Regions from separate parts of the Homo sapiens genome. Here regions 1 and 2 are each linked to region 3. The links are chromatin loops, found by intact Hi-C in ENCODE. Cell type or tissue: dorsolateral prefrontal cortex. All regions are shown on one strand.

Region 1 (8,000 bases), 120 kb after region 3:
TAAATGCAGACTTAACTTCATTAAATTATACGTGGAATGTATATGGAAATATGGCTCAAAATAATGGTGCCAGTGATTTTACTGGGAAAAAGTCATTTAGTAAGGGATAAATGGCTGGTAACTAAACTCTAAGAATTTTTGCATTTTTGTATCACTGCCTTTCTTTAAATGATCCTATTTTTAAAATTTGTCCTGCAGAAAGAGAAAGAACAGAAAATTCATATCTGGTGATCAACCAGTAACATGTCCTTTGTGTTCCTGGACATCTCAGAAAACAAATCATATTGAAGTACATGACATTAATATAAATAAACTGTTCCTGCTACAGATAGAAGGTTGTGATTTTGATTTAGGATCAGCCACCAGCTTTTCAGAGCTAAGAACAAAGCAAATATATTTAATTTTGGATTAACATAGCATCTTGTGGAATATATTTGTATATGGCTATATATAAAGCCAGGATAAAGACTCTTTTGTAGCATTACATCATCAATGTAAACTTTTACAAAAATCATTGAAATAAAGACATTCATATGCAGATATCTTATCTGCACAAAGCCCAGAAACTGTCTTCCAATTTTACATTCATAACTTTCATTCACAAGATCATAGTGAATAGATGTTCTCTGAAATGCCCCATTCTTTCTTTCTTTCTTTTTTTTTTCTCTTAAAATGAGCCTTTTACAATCTATTAGGGGAAAATATAGCCGGTAACCCCATTGAGCATGTTCAAGTATATGCAGGTCATAACCTTATGCTATTTGTAAGCTTATGTTTTTCTTTAATGTCACAAGAATTTCTTTCATGTCACTCTTGCCGTAGCACTTTATAATAAAGTTTAGGTAGTCTGCACTTCCAGGGTGTCTCATATAATACAGAAATGCTAACAGTGTATATTAACATTATCACTGTTGTAACTACCTTATAAAAAAAAGAGGCCATTATAAGTGATCTCATTTTACTGCAATACATTTTTATTTAGTGGTTATATTGTTTTGCCAATACTGAGAAAATAAAGTAAATGCAAATGGGCTTAGTTTAAATTAGATTTTTAGGTATAAATTAATTTTTATTATCTAAAAGAAAAAATTACATTCTAAGTGATAATTAATCTTTTTGCAAACCTAGCTATTTCCATGAAATAGCAGAAATTTAAACATATAAAACATTCATAATGTAATAATTGAATAAAATTAAGCAATGCCAATGCACATATTATACTATTTTATTTATAACAGTTATTCACATAGGAAGTATGAGATATTTTATCAATTGTCTTTCCTGGATATAGGTACATCTTATATTGACATGAACTTTTGTATGTGAACTTATAAAATGCATGTGGGCTCATAGGTATAATCTATATTGACTAAAGGAATGTGCGTTCCTTCCTTTAATTGTAGAAGGATTACCTAATATTTATGAAACTATATTATCTATTTTTCATAGGGTTATTAACAAGAAATACTTTAAATATTGATGTTCACAATGAGAAATAAAGCAACACACATAAAGTGGAAACAGAAACATAGTGTTAGGAGTATTTAACCATGCTGGTATAAGAAAATCGTATAATAATAAGACAATGCTGAATGCAACACAGTCATTATCCTTTGGGCACATAATTTCAATTTCTGTAGTTTTCTCTCCACATTTGATTGATATAATAAATACAAAAATAAAAAAAATTACATAGCAATAGCTTGAAGAATAATAGTAAGACCACAACCTGTAATTAAAATACCTTTAAATTTTACGTATATTTGTTATATTAAGACTTACTTTTCCAGATAATACCCCTTTAGATAATGCATAAACCATGAACGCAAAATAAACATCATCACTAAAATAGAAGTGTTTTGGACTGTGAACTTGAGAAGGAAGGATGATGAAGGATGTACTATCACATTTCCACTCTTTGATACACTATTGGAAACCAAAAAATGAAAAAGGAAAACACAAAATAAACTTTAGAGGTAATAGTAAGTATTGAAGTGTCAAGAAAAAAAACTTCTTAAATATCTCAAACAAATATCATAATACTATTTTTGAGAAATCTCAGAAGGGATTTTAAATTTCTGAAAATGGGATATGAACTCAGGTATATCAATTAACTTAAATGATGTACTTCTTTATACCTTGGTCGGTTCTGTAGCTGGTCAGACCAATCTTTACAACATTACATATAGATAGGAAGCTGGCTACCTTTAGAAATTTCATTACATGCCTCTTAACTCCTATTTTATGTGAGTATTTCACTGTGTAGTCACTTTAGCGGACCATGGATTCATGCTTGGTCAAAAACAGAAAATACATATCATTTCTGTTTAGTCGATATGTCAGGAAGATTTAAATGCTGAAAAAAGGAGTAGGCATTCAACAAAAGCTGAATATCTCAGTCCAGACAGTTTCAAGCATATTCCTTCAATTGTCATAGACATCAGATACATTATACATCATATAATCAGAGACATTAGCAACATTAAGCTCAGAATTGTCGGTAGCAGTACCAAAATAATAATCTTAATCTAATAGTACCTCAGGTTCCTTTCTCAATGGATATAATATAAATATTTTGAAATATCAAAAATCTTCATTTGAGCTCTCTCTTTATGCTTATGGCATATAAAAAGAGAATTTTTATCACATATTTGGGTATTAAGTAATTCTCAGATGACCTCTTATTTGTTCACTTAAATTTGAGTAAACCTATCCTTGTATTATTCCTCTAGGTCCAGATGTTTTTAGTCCTATATTATTTTTTTCAAGTAGTTTAAATTATTTTTATAAAACAATTAAAAATATTTTGAAACAACATTTATGTTTCTAAAAATTACACTACACATTCACCTTCTTATACTAAAACTAATTATTAGAATACAATCCAGGACTGTACATTACATATATAGGTCAGGGAAATTAGAAATATTTCCAAAATAATGAGGAAATACTGAAAATTTCTGAGCTTAGGGAATCTGAGTCAGTACCCACAATTTATTTTACTTGTAAATCAGTAACTGTTACTATAATTCCAATAATCCTAAATTCATTTATTTTTTGCTTTCTTTCATCATGAAAAATTACAATTCAATATATAGTATAATAAGTGAAAATATTCATAATGTTGATCAGATTCCATTTTATCTTAAGTTTATGTTATAGTCAGTCATTGATGTTCCTGTTAAGTTGGTGTCTGTTTCATCAGACAAATACGCATTGAAATCAGACAAACATCTACCCACTATGTGACCATGGGCCATTTTCAGAATTTCCCAGAGATTAGCTTCTATCAAAAACTAAAATGAGTTACCTCATGTAAAACTGCTCAGAGCGCATATGACTTGGTAGAGACATAATATGAAGCAACGTCCTCCATTCTGATGACCTCATTTTGAATATTTGAAATATTTGGAAACACTCCTTGTTTATACCAAGTATAAGATTCATAAACTTTGGCCTGGTTATTTCAAAAAAATAATACACGACTTTTTCTACACTTTGTGGATAACAATTTCCTTTATTTTCTAAATAGAACAAAGGAGATTGTAAAGTGAGTAACTCTTCCAGGTTTAATCATCTCAGTGATTCCTTTTGAGTTTGGAAAGATAGGTTACGTCCCACAGGGTGAAGGACAGCCTGCTTCTGGCCATCTTCCAATTCCTCAGCTCTGTCTAACAGCTCCACTCCAGGGCATCGAGGAAGAGGCCGGCATTTCTCCTCTCTGCCTGTAAAGCTGACACGTGGGATATTACAAAAGAGTAAATACCATTGTCTGTAATGCATATCTGTCTTGGTATAAAGAAGGAATGTTTTCAAATATTTCAGAAAATAAGACAAAGGTACATAGCCAAAAATAATTCAGTTCCCAAGTATCATTGCTAAGTGTTTGTTATCTTGATGCAGAACAGTTGTGAAATGTTTGTGATAACTAATATCAAAAAAACTTTCATAAATATCACCTCATTTTCCTTCACAAACCATTCTATTTTATTTGGGGCATATATATTATCCACATTTAATAGAGGAGGAAATGAGAAATAGAAAATTGTTATTATTAGCTCACGTATGCTCAATTAGTAAATGACAAATTCAGATCACAAGCGTCTCTTCTGTCATTTGGCAGATATTTGCCTTATATTTGTATATACATCGAAACTAGGATACTGTCTTGAAAATCCAAGGCAGCAAAGAAGCATTGTAAGGTAGGAATAGAAAATAATAGTAATATCCAATAAATTGATATGTACTTTGCTTGGGACCTTATTACATATTATGTCTTACATTTTTGCAAAATATATTTAACTGCACATATACTTTACAAAGAGCTTGAAAGATTCTTGTTTGTACTACAATGCACAGGGCATATTATTTTGCAATACATGGACATAATGCGACTCTTTATGAAGGACAAAGTTATTTCACAGTTCTAAAGGCCATGCTCTTTCTTTAGAACAGTGACTACGGATTGAAAAATGCAAAGCCCTTTGCTCTTTGTAGTTATTTTTCCTCTCAGTTAATGGCACAAATCGCTGAACTTTTCTGAAACTGAATACATTTCTTGACCTGTGACATAGAAGTGACTTGATAACTAGGTGCCGGGGTGCTTGAATACATAACAATGAAGGTATTCTTGTAGTTGCCTAGAATTTAGGGCACACGGTTAGGGGTCTTATTGCAAGGGTGCAGTGGGATGATTTTTCAGTAAAAGCCAGAATGAGGAGCCATCATATTACAAGTAGTCTGAAAAACATAATCTGAAAGAACAAAGGCATATTTGATGATGGGGAATTGTGTAGCAATGTTGGCAGCAAACACAAAGCTTCTCCATCCCTTCCTAAAACACACGCTAGCTGTTTAGCGAAATCCAACTGAGTGCATATGTCCTGAAGAAGTTTAAAAAAATAACAATGTTGAGGCAAAAAATTTCCAAGTTGTAGTTTTCATGTTTAAAATATCATTTTACAACTTCGAGAATGCTGTATTTGGTTGATTTTAGCCATCTGTGTGTTTCCATATCATATGGATATTGTGTATATGTGTACTATACCATATACATATGTATATGTGTATTATATACATAGTATATGTGTATTATATTATATACATGTGTTATGGAAACACATCATACATATATCATGTCTGTCCTCTAAATAAGAAAGCTTATTTTTCAGATGCCTGGGCTATAAGTGTCAACTCTTAATCTTGATAAGGTCAGAAAGGGGTAAAATTAAAATTGTGAAAACGGTGTTGCCCAAACAATGAAAAAGGGGAGCTCTAACCTGCACTTTTCTCTCTGCCTTCAGGGAAATTCTGATTCAATTTCAATCAAGAATATAACATGAAGAATGAATTTATTCCATGTAACAAAGTTTACCTTTTCTTCTCCTTCATCTTTCACCTAAACTTTGGTAAAGATTGTGCACACCGTTCTTTTGAAATGCTATCTTCGTCTTTCACATACATGATCTTGAATATAAAGAGATCACAGCCTTAGGAGAGACAGCTCTTAATGAAGTGCTGTCAATGAAGTTGACAATGAACCTTAATGAAGATCCGATTAAGGATGCTCTACTCTAGAATACCCTATTGGTTGTCTTATGGTATATAGTTTTGGGAGAACTAAAAGCCACAATAATAAAATAATTAAAATGTTTTTCTCTAACTCCAGAAAATATTTTTAAAATCTCCTTGATCATTTTTTTGTCTTTTGTCTTTCTTTATTGACCCTAACTATTGTGGCTGAATTACCGAGCAAGCAAAATAGAGGCATGTAAACACAAACTGCCACAGATTTATATTATAAAGAGCCACAACATGTATTCTACAGAAACAGAAAACAGTGTTAGCATTGAATTTAAGTTCCTATAGAAAGAAATAGTCCATTAAAAATAAGCCTATAATGATCGATTGCATTTCTACCCACCATAAATACTTTTACTGATATACTGACTTAGCCATTAGCATGCAATGAAGTACCCAATTATTATATGCCCTGCTGTTTTCAACTCTTGCGTTGTCAGTTCTCAGTTTTGAAATAAGCTGCGTGATGTGAAAGGCATCGCTCCTTCTGTGACTGGTCTGCTGAGCTGATATGCTTTCTGACTTCCTTAGGCTTTTCTGTAGTTGTAAGTCAATGCTAATAGCATGATCCATGCTTTTGGTTTTAAACCATTTACACTGCAAAATAATTCTTTGAAGTATTTCTTTATGTATACCAGAGTTTCTTTCTATTTTCCCCTTAGAGTATCTGAAATGCTTAAGCTAAAATGTGCCTTTAGCAAAAAGAAATATTCATTTTGTTTTTTAGAATAGTAAACTGCCTTCGTTCACTTCGAAACATATGAATGCCACCTACTTTTAGGGTCTTTCAGATCCAATTATCACCTTGAACAGTTGGTTGAGAAAAAAGCAAAATAACTTCAGTATAGGAATGTAGTAAACCAGTGTTCTCCAATATAGAGTAGCCACTAGCCACATGAGTGATGGGGCTTTGGCTAATCCAAATTGAGATTGTGAAGACTTAATAGGAAACAAAGAATGTAAAATGTCACATTCATAACTCTTACACTGATTACATGGTGAAATGATAATATTTTCATAAGCTGGGTTAAATAAAATACATTACTTAAAGTAAATTCACCTGTTTCTTTTTAATGTTTAGAATATGGCTACTAAAAAAATTAAAATTATATATGTGACTAGCATTTATTGCTTAAATTCTATTTTCTTAGATAGCTTTGTTTCAATGAATGGATTAATCAACAATGTATTTTAGGTATAAATTTCAATATTAGGTTGCTCTTGATTTTTTCTTTTTTAAGTATAATTCTGTTTATTTTATAGATTCTTAATGATAGGAGACCCTTGAAATTATTTTCAGCTTTTTAAGCAAGTACTTTTAGGTTATTAAGTTTAATTGATAGAAATTATATACAGTTATGTTAGGCAGCATAATGTTTTGATATATGTTTACCTCATGAAATTATTAAATCAAGCTAAGTAATATATTCATCACCTCACATACTAATTTTTTTTATGGTGAGAATATTTAAATTCTACTCTGTTGGCAATTTCCAGGTATGAATTATACCATCAACTATAGTCACCAAGCTGTATAATAGATTTCCAGAACTTTTTCAGCCTAACTGAAACTTTGTAACCTTTTACTAACATCTTCCCAATTACTTCTATCTCCTAGCTCCTGGTAACCTCTATTCTGCTTTCTGCTTCTATGAGTTGGACTCTTTCAGATTCCACATGTAAGTGAGATCAGGCAGTATTTGTCATTCAGTGCCAGCTTGTTTCACTTAGCATAACATCCTCTAGGTTCATAGTTGTTGTTGCAAAGGACAGTATTTTTTTCTTTTTTAAAGTCTCAATAGTATTCAATTATATATATATGTATATGTATTACATATAAATATGTATGTATGTGTGTTTGTGTACACACCACATTTTCTTTATTCATTCATCATTGATGGACATTTCAGTCGATCCCTGTTAGTTTATTCTTAAGATATTTTAAAGACCTTTGGAGGAATAATTACTACTAGAAAAGAAGACGTGCTACTTTGCTGCATATCACTTCTTAGTTAGTTTTTCTTTACAAGTCTCTATTGCTTTTCCCCCAGTAATCGTTTCATCCTGCCTTTTACTTTCCAGAATTCTTCATATCCATGTGTGATTGTCTTTAAACACAAACTACACAAAGCAAAGGCAATATATATAACGAGTTGACCCCATCCATGTTAAATGAACCATCAATTAATTCCGCAAACTATATCATTCTAATTCTCTCTTATGCCTTGCTTTTTTTTCTCAGTATGCCTATGAGCAGCACATTTGATCACCTGGGAGTATTTAAAGAACAATTTTTCATGGGTAGGGCATCAGGGTGAGCACAGTGATTGCAAACAAGAGTTAAAACTGCACATCGTCATAATGGGAAGAGTCTAGACTTGGATTTCATTTTTTGAAAAATTACGAAGATGTTTAGGACA
Region 2 (8,000 bases), 390 kb after region 3:
TTACAGAAACACTAAGAATAATGTTTGACCATTGACTAAATATCTGGGTACCCCATGGCTCAGTCAAGTTACACATAAAAGTAACCAACACATTTTATCACAAGAAAATTTATGTAAGCCTCTTGGGAAATCAGCTTTTAGTAGTACAGTTCCTTTCCAAAAATTATCTTTAAAAAAATCTTCAGGAAATATCTTAGAAAAACAATGGCATAACAAAATTAACAGATAAACAAAATGCACAGTGTTCATCTGCTTTTGGGATTGCTGGTCAAGCATATCATCTAATTTGTATGACAATGAGAGCTGTGAAATGTCTATATCCTAACAAACTCACTTATAATTAGGCAATCTATTAAAATGTGAGAGTTTTACCTAAAAACTTGAAAAATTAATACAATCTTAACACAAAAATTCATGAGAAGCTCTTAACCCTACTTAAGAGAGAATATTTTAATCCAATTTTAAAATATTGTTTGTTTTAAAATATAATAATCATATATTCAGAAAAATAATTTATTTTTTCATATGGTCTTGTTTTTCATCAATGAATTTGATTCAAATACAATGAATACAAAGAAAAATATCTTGATCTATTACCTACATATGAGTAGTATGAAAACGTGAGTCATTCAGTATCCTTTCTCATAATCATAATTTTCTGTATAACCCTAAATATTCAGAGTTTCCCTGTATGGCCCCTGTTCTGAAAATCTTTATCAAGACATTCTCAATGCAATCATTACCTCCCCTGTTCTAAATGCCATCTTTTATCTCCTATTCAGAGATTTCAATTGCTCTCATAAGAGTCCAGAGATTGTTTTCTGTTCACACAGCCTCTCCGCGTTTATTAAGGTTTAACGTTCAGAGGTTTAACCATAAGTGAAAGAGTTAAATGAAATGGAATTGTCTTTTTGCTTAAAGTGATATTTCTTACATACTCTAATCTGTTCTGTTTCTTCGTGTGTTTGTATGTGAACCTCAGTAAAACTGGAATTGGGAGGTTAAATACAGATACTACCAATTTCAGGGTATTATTGTTCATTGATGTTTATCCTAGGCATTTATTTCTAAAGCTAAGTTTTTGTTTTGTTTTGTTTTACTTTTGATCCCCACTTCTCCCTTTCTGTCTTCCCTAACAATTTTTACTTTCATTTGGCATTACAGTGCGAGAAAGAATTGTTCCTATCCGGTTTTGAGAATTACTTCATTTAGTTTACTTTTCTTCACTTTTTTTACTAACAGAAGTTAATTTTGAATACAAAACATAGATTGAACATGTCAAAGACTTACTCTGCAGATATCACCAACAGAAACTGTTGATAAGAGATAAAACAAAGATGAATGTTTTGCTTATTGCAGTGAGAGAGAACAGAGAACCTTGCAAAATTTAGACAGTGTCTTGGACTAGGGAATATAAAGTCAGAATTTATGGAGAATTGGATGTTTGATTTAAGGAGGGTCTTTCGAAGTAAGAACTGGACTAGGATGGGTTAAAGACCATGCCACAACCGTTCAGGATTGGTAGAAACAGCAAGGTGGGAGTTTAAGGCAAGAGCAGCAAAGAATCGTAAGGAAAAACTGCCTGCTGATGTTTCATTGAAGAGTAGGTGGGTGTTTCAGGAAGACTCTATAATGAACAATCAAAACCTTTGCCTTGGCAAGGTATTTCTGAAATAATAAATTATGCTTATGAAGACAGAGGAATATTAAAGGAACACTAACGAGGACAGAGGAATAGCGCAAAGTCATCTTAATATAGGCAGTAAGGAATTATTTTAGTTCTTAGTGTCTATACTGAGGGTGGGATTAGAAGGTTTTGGTTACCAAATAATATCTAGATAAATGCTTTCATACCACTATCCCATGAATTTTTTTCATATCCAAAGCGAATATAGTTTATTTTAATGTTGATATAACTTTCTATAATACTATGACAAAACACATGTCTAATAAGAAAGCTACTTTTAAATTAACATTTTCTAAAATTAAATATTTGTACCATGATTTATTTTGACATGATTGCCATTTTGCTGTGCATTTTGATTTATTCCTAGTTTACCTCCAAGCCCTGTACAGCCAGTATTTCTGCATCCTTCTACCATGTACTTTTACCTGTCTTCCAAAAAACCTCTTGATCTCATCTTTTCCTATTCCAAATACTAATATATCATCACTTATCCAAGTATAACTTGTCTTTTATTTATTCAGTTATTTCATTCAGAAGTTCAGAAAATACTGTGATCTTTCATAGAGTTTCGGCATGGAGCAGGAGGACAGTCAGATCTGCAGCCTCACAGTATTTAGTTTAGTAGATTAACAAAGACTGTACATGAGAAAGTATTGTAAGAAGGTACTCGTCATCTAGAACAAGAAGGTTTGGGTTATTAACGAAAAAAAAAGTAGAGATGGGGAAATATGTAATTCTTCCGCTACATATCATACTGTCAAGCTGAATTTTGAAAGATGAAATTATATTCCCCTGTGGAACAAGGTATAGTTTAAAATAAGGGGTATTAATTGAAGCATGAGTTACTGTGGAAATAATGTTAGCAGAATTTTGTATATAGCTATGATCAAACAGAAAACATTTTCAAAGAACAAGAAAAAATATTCTCAAAAATAATTTTAAAAAGTAAACTCAGATATACTGTACCAAGTTTTTTATTTAATAGGCTTACTCTACCTCTTCATGTTTATCACTTAGTGCCATCGTCTGGAAGGGCATATGAACATTTAATACTATATGCATGAAATCTGTTGACTGTTTGATGAACTATATTCCAGATGCTTACTCAAATAAAATATTTCTAAATTTGGCATGATTGAACTGAAAAAAACAAGGAGGCATCTTTGCTGAGTTAAAGTGTTTTTGTTTGAACTTACAAGGAAGCTGCCACCAGCTGGTATCGCTTACCATAGTGGTGGAAATATTTCATATTTTAGAATTAAATTATACTCTGTCCAGTCAAACAGAGACATTAAAAGGATATCACATCAAAATAGGCATAACGTATAATTAAAGAAAAAAGCTGGTGCTTCTTCAGAATGTTAAATGGGAGTAAGTTAACAAAAGAAATAAAATGTTGTGTTTTTCCTTCATGTTCACTCCATTATTCCATGAATTACATTAAACTTTGTCCCACACATGACCTTGAATATTTAACCACCTGCTCAATTTGATCTGGGAACACTCAGGCTTTGAAAAGCTGCCTGCATAAGACCTGACAAGAGTGTGCCTCCCAAATATGTAAAGTTTACTGCACAGGCTGAGGGAATGTGGGAATTGCTCAGCTGCCTGCAAGTGTTTCTGGTCCTGAAAATTTGGGAAAAATTGCTTGTAATGCAGTTAAAGGTTTTTAAAGCCTGGGCCTGTCTATATTTGAATAGTGTCATTTAAAATGAGATTTAGAATATTATTCTCTTAGTGGGAACATCTTTTTAAGGGAGACTGTATAAGAACTGCATAGAGAGAGTTTTGCCTCAACTTGTGGGTCATTGACTTCCTTACATTTACTCTCTGGAGTACTTACACAGTGCAGACATCCATTAGAGAAATGGTGGAAATAATATATATTTCCACATGCAACACACACAGATATCCATATATATATAATAGTAGTTATTAGAAATACTGTTTAAGTCATATATTGCTGTTGACTTTGAGTATTTCCTTAAATACTTTTACACTTAAAGCAGATAGAAGATTATGACAATTTATCTCCTGATTTAAAAGTGCAGGAAACTTATATTTTAGTTTGTGTTTTTTGAGGTTTCTTAAAAGGTTAACAATTAAAGCACTATAGTTCATCTTATAAAAATATCTCTTTCTGATAGATCCAAAGCAGCTTTATAGAATCTATACATACCGATTGTGTTGTCATCTTTTGTATTATAAAAGCAGCACTAGAAGACAAACACATTTAGAAAAGGAGAGCAGTTGACTTAAAGTAAGTTGTCAGTCTAACTTTAGGAGGACTATCTTGCCAAATAAAAACAAAGAAAAATAACATCAAGATTATATATCTTAAGAAGTTTATATTATTCTGTTATCGGTGAAAAAAACCAGCTAATTTATTTTATGATTATCACATTGGGAAGCGAGGGATAAAGCTGATTTTGATTGCAAATTAGGGATTAAAATGTACCTTCACGGCTTCATTTATTTGGAGGACCAGGTCTGACTTTGTTTACTTTGGTTTATCTCAGAGTTGGTTACGAGGTGGTGTTTTGTTTTCTTGTTTCCTGACTTGGAAGATGATATATACACTTACAGTGGTATAAGGGTGAAATATCAATTTTGCTTCCACAGTATCCAGACCAAATACATGCCTTTTTGATATTTATAATTTTATGAGTTAAAAAGAAAATCACTTTCTTTCTCAAATGACTGGATGACCATGTCAAATCCAACCTAGCTTTTCAAATGATTTTTTAGTCTTTGAATCTACTGTATCCATGTGGTTCTGGTTATTAATTAACTTGAATTTTTCTTCCTCAAATAGTCAGACACAATGCTATGCTGCTGTTCCTAGAATGATGCTAAGCTTTACAGAGAGATTTTAATTTAATACTAGTGAGTCCTTAAGTAGAAGTTTTCAAGTCAGCTTACAATGAATATTTTTACAGGTATGAATTCCTGAAGGCTTATTTATCCTTAAATGCTTTGAACATATTCACTTGATCTGTAGAGTGAGAGCTAATCTATTTTTAGAGATCTTCTAGTAAAATGATTTGTTGCAGCTTGGATTATTTTTTCTTATTTTTTTATGCCTTGAAAAATTGAAGAGAAAAGGAATATGTCATTGACTAGAATTCCAAAGCTCAAGGTACACTTATGGAAGTTGAAGTCAGTGACTCTTATAACTTAAGAGAAACACGCAGCAGGAATCCATTCTATTAGAGCACTTCAGTAAAGAATCACAGCGAGGCCATTTCCCCCTCTCAATTGCAATGTAAGAAATTCTGTGAAAATAAAGATCAGTTGTATAATTTTCATGTTTACCTTTGCTTTGTTCTTGCCCCTTAAAATTTATATTTCACTCCTTTACACATAAATGTGCCTGGTTCAGGGAAATAATTCTGTCTTCTATTTTTCATTTGAATTAATTTTATATGATTGCTTTGTATTAATTATATTTTTTCTGTTCCTTTCTTTAGTTGATGGTTTCTTTTTTTTTGTTTTTTTTTTGCAGTGAGTTATTTTATCAAAGTGAATCATTATTAAGGATCGTGTTTGTTTTCCTTTACTTAGATTTCCCTTTCTTAACAACCACTCATGTGGTTACATAATATTGCTACATCAATTGATTTGCATGTCAATAATAAAAGTATATTCATTAGATATCTTGCTTTTTCCTCCTTTCCACTCAATATTTTTTTGAAATTCTTATTACCGAAATCAATGCACCTAAAATTAGTGAAGAATTAGGTAATCATTTGTCCTTGCTTTATAATGAAAATTTGGCCATTTATATGATACAACAAAAATATCAACTTTGTTTCAAATAAAAGTGAAAATATTTATCTTTCAATTTGAATAAATGTTAGGTCATTATTGGCACTGAGGGATATAATCATACATAACTATATATGTACAATTATTCTAATTTGAATCAAAGTACAAATATTACTCTTGTCAACGCCATTTTTTTTTCTGGAGCTTATTAGGAATAGAACTGACTACAAGAGTTTGTTTAAAAGAGTATGACAACTTTTAAAATATACCTTTATTTATATTCAGCTACATGGCACAATGAAATATAGTTTTTACCTTTAAAATGGATGGCATAATAAAATATTGAATTACATTATCGTGTCTAAATCAACCAATATTTAGAAAATTCTTGATTTATATATGAATTTTGGAGAATCATTATTCATATGTCGAAATAAATCATATCAAAATGTGACCTAGGTGGAAATTGAACAATGAGAACACATGGACACAGGAAGGGGAACATCACACTCCGGGGACTGTTGTGGGGTGGGGGGAGGGGGGAGGGATAGCATTAAGAGATACACCTAATGCTAAATGACGAGTTAATGGGTGCAGCACACCAACATGGCACATGTATACATATGTAACAAACCTGCACATTGTGCACATGTACCCTAAAACTTAAAGTATAATAATAATAATAATAAAGTGACCTAATGCAGAGGAAAGGAAATAAAGTGTAAATGCATATGTTTGTGTGCATGTGGGCATTTTAAATACATACATCATATTATAAAGAATACCTAACAGAGAGAGAGAGAGAGAGAGAGAGAAGCCTATTCTGTTGCTAAGATCAGAAATATAATCTGAGTTCTGTCAACTGAAGAATGAAGATGTTCATAAATTTGGAAAGGAGAGCTTTATTTCTTATAAAGAGTTGCAGCTTACAGGCTGGTTATCCCACAGGCTGGGAAGCCTGGGCTCTGGCAGAAGACAAGAGTAAGCATTTCGAGGGGGTTATGAAAGGAACAGAAATTTATGCTGAGTGAGATGGCCAAATATACATATTTACTGTGCTATAGGAGGAATCACGAATATGGGAGGTGGGACATGTGCATGCACAATTGAGCTTCATTTGTCTTCACGGAAACCCATGTCCAAAAAATGCCATTGTCATTAGCTTGACCCATGCTAATGTCAAGCTTGGGTCGACGCTCAAACTTCAGAGCGTGTCGATGCTCTGACTTCAAAAGGTAAGGTAGAGGTTGCAAAAACCCTCATTGTGCACACTCTGTGATTTGGCCAAAACCAATCCAGGACGGTGGTCAGTTTTTAGGAAGGAGGCATTGTGAAACTGGTGAGCTGTCACCTCAAAACTGCAAAGAGGGAAGGGGAGTTCAGTGGAGGTCGAGATGATGGTTAGCTAAAGGCAATAAAGGAATGCATCATCCGTCTCTTGTTTTCAGAGCTGGCTTCTCCTTACTCCTTCGGAAATAATTTTGGTTAAAGGTTAATATGAAAAGAGAATACTGAGGCATGGTGAGCACCTATCCCATCACGGCCAGGAACTCAATTTTTAAGGTTACTCTAGGTCCCCTTGGCTTAGAGACTTAGGGTATTATTTTTATTTCTCACTTCGTATGTAGATTTGTTTGCTGTGAAATAAATTGGACTAGATATTTTTTAATAGAAGTTAACAAGAGATTTTCATTCGGGCCATTTTTCATTCACTTATTTAACAAGAATTCATGGGTTCTTACTTTGTGCCAAGCACTATTTTAGATGCAGAGGGTAGAGCAGGGACAAAACAATTGTAGATAATGGTGAGTGCAAAGGAAAAAATAAAATCGCGAAAACATAGAGTTGCGATGTCAGATAGGGTGGCTTTGGAGGATAGCTGTAAATTGTATCTGAGAAAAGAATATTTTAGCAAGTGGCAATATCTGAGATGATAGTGGGTATATTGTCTTTGAGAACAGAAGGGTCTGTTGTGTTTGATGCAGAATAAAGGAGGGGAAGAAGAGTGGGCTAGTGATGTATTTATTCTCAGTCTGTTCACAAATCTGAATGACTGCTGCACACGTTTCATGTTTGTTGTAATATGAGCTGGAAATAAGATTCTGATCTGAAAATAGAGGGTCAACTTTAAACTTAGGTGGAGATATAAATGTTGTGATCCACCAAATAAGCCATTTTAAATAATGTTTTGAATTAATAATTCATTCAAACGAATACTACTGGGACATGGTTTATGTAACAAATAAAATGCTTTTTCAGTCACAATTAGAACAGATACTATGCCAACCCTCACTAGCTGCCTATCTAGTGGGTGAGGTAGCTATACTATCAGATAATTTCAACAAATGATGTAGGAGACTGAAAGAGTGAGGTAGGTAAGAATGTTCTAATACTAGAGTATTCAGGGATGTTTTTCTGTATGACTAGTTGCATTCTACCATCAATCTTGAGGAATGATTGGGAGTTAATATAAAGAAAAACATAAAGAAAAAAATACTAGGGAGTTGCAGAGAAGGAAGAGCTGTGGTGAGATGGAGCTGAACAC
Region 3 (8,000 bases):
CTTCCTTCAACATTTCCCTGTGAATTGTCTATTCAGTGCAGTGCGAAATAACTGTTTGCTGGTGCCTCTCTCTCAGCCTGGAGGAGGATTTACTCTTTCTCTACCCGGAGAGATTCCATCAGCAGCATTCAGGCATGAGTCTCTTTTATTGAGTATGTAAACCAATGATTAAGACAGTGCTGCTTTTCACAGCAGACTGGGGAGCGGGGGGTGCGGGGAAGGGGTGTGAGTATAGCCGAGAAAATGCACCACTGCAACCAGCAGCAACACCAGCATTAGGTCCAATAAATAAATAAATAAATAAATAAAGGTTCTATACAGCAACCAGGGAAAGAGCACAAGTCCATCCATGTCTGTGGACTTAGGAGCATCTTAGATCAGGCCATATGAATACACTAAAAGAGATACGAGGATTTAAAAAAAAAAAAAAGAAAGAAAGAGGAGGGGGCACAAAGCACCACTGGATTGTCTTCTCATGTTTATGGCTGCCTCACATTTATTCATCAAACACTGCTCCACAGACACATCATAGTTTGTTGATATTGTCAGTTTTTGCTCAAATTGCTCATGCCTTCCTTGTCTTAGGCTTGGCTGAGAACATTGTTTCGGGGTTCAGATTTATGTTTCTTCCCCTACCCTACTGTTTTATTAGGACTTGGTTAGGTTGTAAAATGAAGGCTTTATTTTCTGGACATAGATTAAATACTTAGCGGGTCTTTCTATGTGCGGGGAGAAAAGGGTGGCGGGGGAACTAGTGAGCGACTGATTTTGGCTAGAGGGAGTCTGCCCTGCCTGCTAGTAGTTATGACTAGGCAAATACTATAGTCAGTCATTAGCTTCTTTTTTTTAGCTTTATCAGCACTATAGTGATATTCACTTAAGTAATACTAATCAGTTTATTTATCCCATGTATTACTATTCTCTTTCTTTCAGTATCATTATTAAAGACAAGAAGACTCATTTGAACATATCTTCTCCATGTTTCTGTGTTTTAACTGACTGTATTTTATATTATCACCTATATTTTTTACCTTTTTTCTGGGAAGCAAAATCAATTTTCTGGCTTGTTAATATGTGGAGTGATAAGCCAGTGGTGAGAATCTAGTCAATGATAAAATGAGTTTTTTTTAAAAGGCTTACTTAATTCTATAACATCTGCCAGTTTGTCCTCATCCTCATCGTGTCTTTAGGAAATGAATAATAGATAGGGAATAAACATATGCTTTTGGCTAAACATTTGTTTGGCCAAAGTATAACTTGGAATGTAGGCTACTTAAATAGCAAAATTTCATTTGGTGTTCAGTTACAATGTGTCTTTTCTTATTTTCCCTCATCATAGAAAGAGGAAAATCTGGAGTAAGCGCAAGGGACACATTACAGAAATGAATTTCTTTGCAAGGAAAGCTTGCCACCTGTAACTAAGTCCTCTCTTGGCTATACAGTAGATCCAGTTCAATTGCTAACCCTTGCTGAAACCTTATGCCTTTCCATGCCTGAGGGGGCACTGCAAAGATGGAGAGAATGCCCTGGGTAGCACAGGAAACAATTCTGGAAAGGGCAAAAAAGAAACAAGGGCAAAATATAACAAGAAATAATCATGCATACATGCATACAAGACCTCATTTTGTTGAGAACTGTGTTTACTTTTTGGAATTAGTCGTATAAAAAAGCACCTCCAAGACAGATACTGGGGCTTTAGGTTTTTTTGTTTGTTTGTTTGTTTGTTTTTTGCCGTGGTATATTCTGGTAAATTATTTGTTACATTTAGTAAAAATATAACACAAGCACAATTTAATTTGAATATACATTCAAATTAAATCTCATTGGACGTACATAATACTTGCCTCAGTATCTGTCATGAACCTCACCTTACATTTTTAGAAAGCACATTATAATACATCTTATATACACTTAATGAAATACTTACGCTTCCTAAAAGCATATCTTTCCAACTATTTTACCTTTACATGTGTTAACTTTAGTCTTGGCAAGCTCATTTCTTATGCCAAATGCAGTTCTTGAAATACAGTTTTCTCACTCCCTTTTTTGATTAACATAAACTTTGGAAAGTGGAGCCTATATACTTAAATGCAATAACTGTGGCTTAAATAGTCAAACATCAGACAATTGGTAATTAAGAAAATCTTTGCAAATATAAGGAGTTTCTAGACTAGTTTTATATCAAGATGTGGAAGCTTACTTCATTGTCTTTTTCCCATTTCTATAACTATTAGAACTCTGGGAACATAACATGACAAAGCTAAGTATCAACTGAGATGATCTGTTCTTGTGTCCTTCATTAGAAGATAAGACATTTGAAAACTATTTGTCACACAATTAAATAGTGGTAGAATGTCATTTTTCTTAAAGAAAAAAATACTTAAATCACTTAAAGAGCAAAATGGAAGTGCAAAAATGTTGGAAGACATCCTAAGCATGCATTTGAAAGTGGCCTGGAATCAACACCAAATGACATGAATTTTCTCCTTAAGTAGTCTGTGGTATATCAATGATTGAGACAAGTAAGCCTTATTTACTATGAAGGATTTGGGGGTACATTAATAATCAAATATAGACCTAATGTCATATGGATGTTTTATTTGATCTTGCTGACAAGTGCTCTATGATATTTATTGAGAAATAATCCTCATTTTATTAGACTGTATTAAACCCATTGGCTAAGTCACCTATTCTGTAGCAGCTAGCTGAATAGATTGAGGAAGTAGAGAGAAGGAAAATCACAAACCAAGGAGGCCGACTCAAAACTGAAGTCAAAAGCCCTTTGTTGAATTGGCAGATATTGGTCTGATTTACTCTCTTAAAATAGTTCTAGTGCCCAACAATTATTATACTTAAGCTTCCTGAGGGCAAGCTCTGAGCCTCACATAGCTATGCAATTTTCTTATCCTCATTTTAGTAGATGCATAAACAGTCATGTTGGATTGAATAATATATATGTCCTAATTACTTGTGATGGGATTAAATGATCTCTTCTTTTCATAATATGAAAGCACTCATACTTTGTCAAGTCACATAAGAGTTAATTTTGACATTTTGTAAGCTATATTGGTTTATGAAAGTTATCCTAAAGTATCACATAAATAGTTCTTAATATACATCTTTAAGTGAATTCAATCTGATCAGTCATTTTTAACATTTTTCCTACCATTTTTTTCTTTTCCTTGATTAAAAACCCCAGATACTTTACATTAGATTAGATCATAAACTAATTTCATAAAAAATGAAGGACACAATTTAAATTTACTGATTTAACCTAAAATATTTAAAAGGACACGTTCATTGCCAACATTTTATTTGAAAATGTCAAGCATTTTTGGAGTGCAATTCTGTTGTATCAAGAAAGGCATCTTCTGCAAATTCCTTGTGTAAAGAGGTGGGTGAGGATTAACCTAGAGCTGTGGCAGCTGAAGCCCCCTGCTGTGTGATGATGCAAATGGCATCTCAGGCCTAATGTGCTCTGCAGAGGCCACAAACTCACAGGAAAGCAGTCATGTGGCATGAGAGTGAAATGGGAAGTCTTTTTCATAGCTTGTAGTGGACATAAAACATCCTTTAGCTTTTTATAACCAGAAATGATCCAGAGTATTTGTAATCACATGAGGTTATGACAAAGCAAAAGAGAGAACATATATTTTGTTTAGAGATGAATAAAATCCTACTAAAACTATCAACATTTTCATCCAATGAATGGTGAACATTTAATTTTCTTCCAAACTATCGGGAACATAGGTCAGTTTAATGAAGATGAATAGCAAAATTAAAATAGGATTTCCATGCTATTTTTTACGTGTGTTGGACTTAATAACTGTTGGGCTGGGAAGCATTCTGTTATCCAGTTCTTCCTTCAGTGAGTAAGGAGTTAGTCCTTTAATCTCATTCTTATTAGAGCATTTCCTGTACTATGAAAATATAGCAGTTTCTTTACAAAATAGGAGTTAACTGTTCAGTGTCTCTTCAGTTTATTTAGTGTTGTCAAGTATAATTTGTGTTATGTCACATCAATAGAGAATGTTTCCTATCTGCACAATATTATTTATCACATAGGCAAAGTCATCTGATATGTTCTCTAAAAATGTAAGAGTTATAAACCCACTGTTATAGCATTAAACCCTATCAGATAAAAGGAACTAACGTAGCTTTGTATATTTTGATTCCATTTGCCACAGAACAAAAAACTGAACATGTTATACATACTGATTTTTACTAAGTAGTGAGCCCAGTTGGTCCTGTTAATGTGTTCAGTGGATTTCCTTAAGCATATACGAAACCGTTTTCATCTTAGAAGCATGCAGCCTATTTAAAAATTAGTGAAGTAAATATTCTGCTTAAGTAGGGATCAGTTAAATATTAATGTCAAAATCAGAGATGTAATTATTGAGTATGGAAATATTCCACAGTCACTTATTTATATATATGCACATATATACACATTTAAGTATGTCATTATTTTTAAGACTGAAGAACATCTTTATTAATTTTGTAATTAGAGTTTAGGGCTTTCAGGGATGTATAATAGAATGATGGAAAAGTTAAGAGTTTGTTTTGTTTTTACTCATTGTGTTCTTTTACTCTTTCAATTAAGGTTAAGAATTTTATTTTTTTTTAAAGTAAATTTTCTCAGGCTGCAACAACGATTAACAAGACTTCCACAAAAAAACACACACACAAGTCTTACAATTTATGAAATAACAATAGGGTTGAGTATTCTGCATCTATCTTTGTGCTTATGAAACTGAGTGATAAGAACTTGTTACTACTTGAATAGATACAGAGCTAAGTTAGTAAGATCTGCCATAGAGAGAGGGGGCCATTAACTATTCACATTATATTTTAGAGGTCTTTGAAGTAAATATTAACACAGTCATTGTTCAATTTTGGAAACAACTCTTTCTGAGTCAGCAAATCATTTTCACTTGAATATTTAAATTATCTTTCAGCCATTTCATTGTTGAAGAGGAAGTCCCTGTCTAGTCATAGTTAAGGAGTTTTTCCAGGGGTTAAATACTGATGTCATTAGGCATTGCTTAGAAAATAAAAATAAGCATACTTTTGCTTTCAGAAAAAAAAATCTCAAAGCTAAATGTGATCAAATAGTGCAAATAATTTCACATTATAAGAAAACAAAGTCCTTTAAAAAGTCAAATTGAGTTTCTAAAAATTTTATATATTTTATGATGGTTAATTTACAGTAAGGATACATTGCTTATCTAAAGTTGTCCTTGAGAACAGAATGAGAACATACCTTTCCTGACAAAGATATGCTGCCGACTGCTAAGTGTATAGCTGTTATATTGATTTGCTATAATTTATAAAGCCAATTAATTTATTATTGTAAGGAAATATTTTTACCTTTAGGCTAAAATTGTTTGTATTCTAAAATGCAGGTGCCTTCCATAATGCTTATTTAAACATCAAGGCCTAAAATTTATAGTGTGTAAAAAAAGTCCTAATTTTCTTAATAAATTCATATTTTATATTAACTTCTCCTGTATCCCCCATGGGGGAAAGTGTCCATGACATTCATAACTTCCGTTCATTCTGATACCTTTTACATCTCTTGTTTTTCAATCTGGAGTTGTAGGCTTAAGTTTAAATGAGAAATAATGTATTATGAATTAGAATATTTATATGTAAAAGCAAAGAAAAATATATAGTAAGCTTTTTATTTAATTGCCATTTCTTTACTGCTCTCTATTTTATGTGCTGAAGTCCGAATAGTAACTCGGCTTCCTTTATACTCTCCAGGAATATAATATCCCTCCCATTCCCTGCCCATGCTACTGACTTGAAAGATCCATTAAAATAAATTAATGGGGAATGAAGAATAAAGAAGTGTTTTGCTAAAGGATATGTACAGAATATGTACAGATTGGGTGTTTTTCCTTTCAACCCCCAAGGAGCACACCCCAGCGTTTTAGCAAGGATAAAACATGTGCAATGTGTATTGACTTGTTTTTGTTATTGTTACTATTGCATTTTTTTGAAAGCTCCATTCCGTAATCTCTTAATAAAAATGGCAAAAAGAAGGGGAAAGGAATGTGAGTCAGCCAGCCAAACACACAGAGAAAGGCCTGGCAAAGCTGCCTAAATTAGCATATGCTAGGCTGAGTATTTCCCTCTGTTGTTACATAATCCCTTTCTAATACGAAATCAGTTCTCATACTTAACCCTTTCAGGAGGTTTGGAATTCTCCCACTGTTATATTTTTATTTTGCTTCATTTATTTTCTCATGAATTGTGTAAATCATCTATTCAAGGGCTTTTATGTCAAGTTCTTTTTTTCCCTCTCCAGCCCTTCTGTATACAAATGTTCCATTCTGTGTCCAACTTCAGGATTCAAGAATCAACTTTTCTATAGCTTCCACTGAGAGGATCTAATTAGCATTTTAGTCTCCCTTTACTCATGTGCAGCTTTCTTTAGAAAATGTATTAGTTCTACGAGGTTCCCCTAAGGATTCATAATACTCTAGTTTGTTACATGTTCTGTGATATTCAATGTGCCTTAATTATGCACGTGTCCTCATTTCAAAGCCTTTTCAGGGATCATGTGGGATAGAACAGGGGTCTGGCTGTAAGTTCACTGTCATGTATTAATGTGTAGGTGGTATTCAGAGAAGGATGTTTCTGAAGGCAATTATATATCTATGACTCCAATATAGCAAGCAGTTACTCACATTCTGCACTTACTAGTTATCCTGCCAAGGCAGAATTAAATTCACCATTGTGATACATAATACAGTATCTGTTATTTCTAAATAACAGATACTGCTCTAGGATTGAAATAAAATAATGAGTGAAAATGTGTATCCCCTACCCTGAATAGGGATTGTTCCTTTCACTTTCCCAAACAAAAAGAAGAATCAGAAATTGTTCCTAAGTCAATACTCTATTCCTTAACTAGCCCATTAACACATCTTGCTATGGTGGGATCTTGAAGTTTTGCTGGTTTTTATGTGAGGCTGTAGATATTTAAGCAGTATTAATTGCCTGCAATCTTTATGGACTGCCAAATATCAGTGCATTGCCAAATTTGAGACATTTTATTTTCGGGTTTTAATTTGGATGCAATTTGAATACTGGTGGAAGTATAGAGAGACGCTGAACTCAACAGAGAGAGACAGACATCTTTTTCTTAAAGAGACTTCAATTGTGGAGAGATTGCTATAAGAATTGGCTTGTTTTGTATGTGTTATCACTTAACAAGGGGGATACTTTCTTATATTACATGAGTATGAGAGTGCATTTGTCTTAATTGTACCCTTTGACTTACATGTCTTCCTCTGTGTCTTATGTCATAAGAAAATGGTGGTTTAATTTGTAACTGCAACTTGTGTCTTTTATTCTTTTATTTATGCTTATGGCAATAAAAAGCGTTTTATAAGCTGATATAATAAATATGTTTTGACAATTTTTGTTTGATTATTTTACACAATAGCATAATTTTTGAAGCTATAGTTTTAGTTTTAGTAGACAAAAGAATGCCATCTGCCCTCTATTGATTATTTTAAGCATTTATGTGTTCTTATTTCATGAGAGAACTGAGCATTTGATTTTGTCTATTCTGTGATCTATATAAAACTTCGTATATTATTATTATAGTATTTTGACTAATCGAATGTCTGGTCTATCTTTTTTTTTAATGTTTTCATTCCACTGATTGATTAGTTTTCTTCTAAAAGATTTAATCTTGACACAACTCTTTAATTGGATCTAGATAATATTTAAGTATTTACATTATAACTGCCAAAATGCCAATACAGTACTCCAAATAGAATAAATATTTGCAGTGACTTTTCATTTATATGTAATACACAGGAAGAAGACAGAAATGCACCCCAAGAAACAAAAATAATACTAAATAATGGTGTACTTAACAAAAATATGAATTAATTGCTTTCAGTCAGGGTAGTCAATTCAAATTTGCACTGTAAACATTTATTTGAATCTTCCCGATATCTTTGGGTATTTAACCCCTTATC

What was found. Peaks named below come from ENCODE experiments on the same cell type or tissue, not always from the same donor. Only the 100,000 strongest peaks of a DNase experiment are listed, where the experiment ranks them.
Region 1: it touches region 3 in a loop (3-fold over the local background); 5 of 110 quality-filtered maps call a loop at or near these places.
Region 2: it touches region 3 in a loop (5-fold over the local background); 21 of 110 quality-filtered maps call a loop at or near these places.

The regions. Positions count from the first base shown.
Region 1 is chr3:85,078,033-85,086,032 of GRCh38, forward strand. All of the region lies in intron 1 of CADM2 (cell adhesion molecule 2), which reads left to right. Among named protein-coding and RNA genes, the nearest start is that of SNORA95, 20 kb to the left of the region's middle. In dorsolateral prefrontal cortex, no CTCF peak of the experiment used is centred here; a DNase peak (open chromatin) is centred at 3,679; H3K4me3 peaks cover 1,038 bases; H3K27ac peaks cover 3,659 bases.
Region 2 is chr3:85,348,374-85,356,373 of GRCh38, forward strand. All of the region lies in intron 1 of CADM2 (cell adhesion molecule 2), which reads left to right. Among named protein-coding and RNA genes, the nearest start is that of MIR5688, 33 kb to the right of the region's middle. In dorsolateral prefrontal cortex, no CTCF peak of the experiment used is centred here; no DNase peak of the experiment used is centred here; H3K4me3 peaks cover 3,696 bases; H3K27ac peaks cover 4,018 bases.
Region 3 is chr3:84,961,858-84,969,857 of GRCh38, forward strand. The region is part of intron 1 of CADM2 (cell adhesion molecule 2); the gene reads left to right. Among named protein-coding and RNA genes, the nearest start is that of CADM2, 6.9 kb to the left of the region's middle. In dorsolateral prefrontal cortex, a CTCF peak has its summit at 3,449; a DNase peak (open chromatin) is centred at 3,464; H3K4me3 peaks cover 6,707 bases; H3K27ac peaks cover 8,000 bases.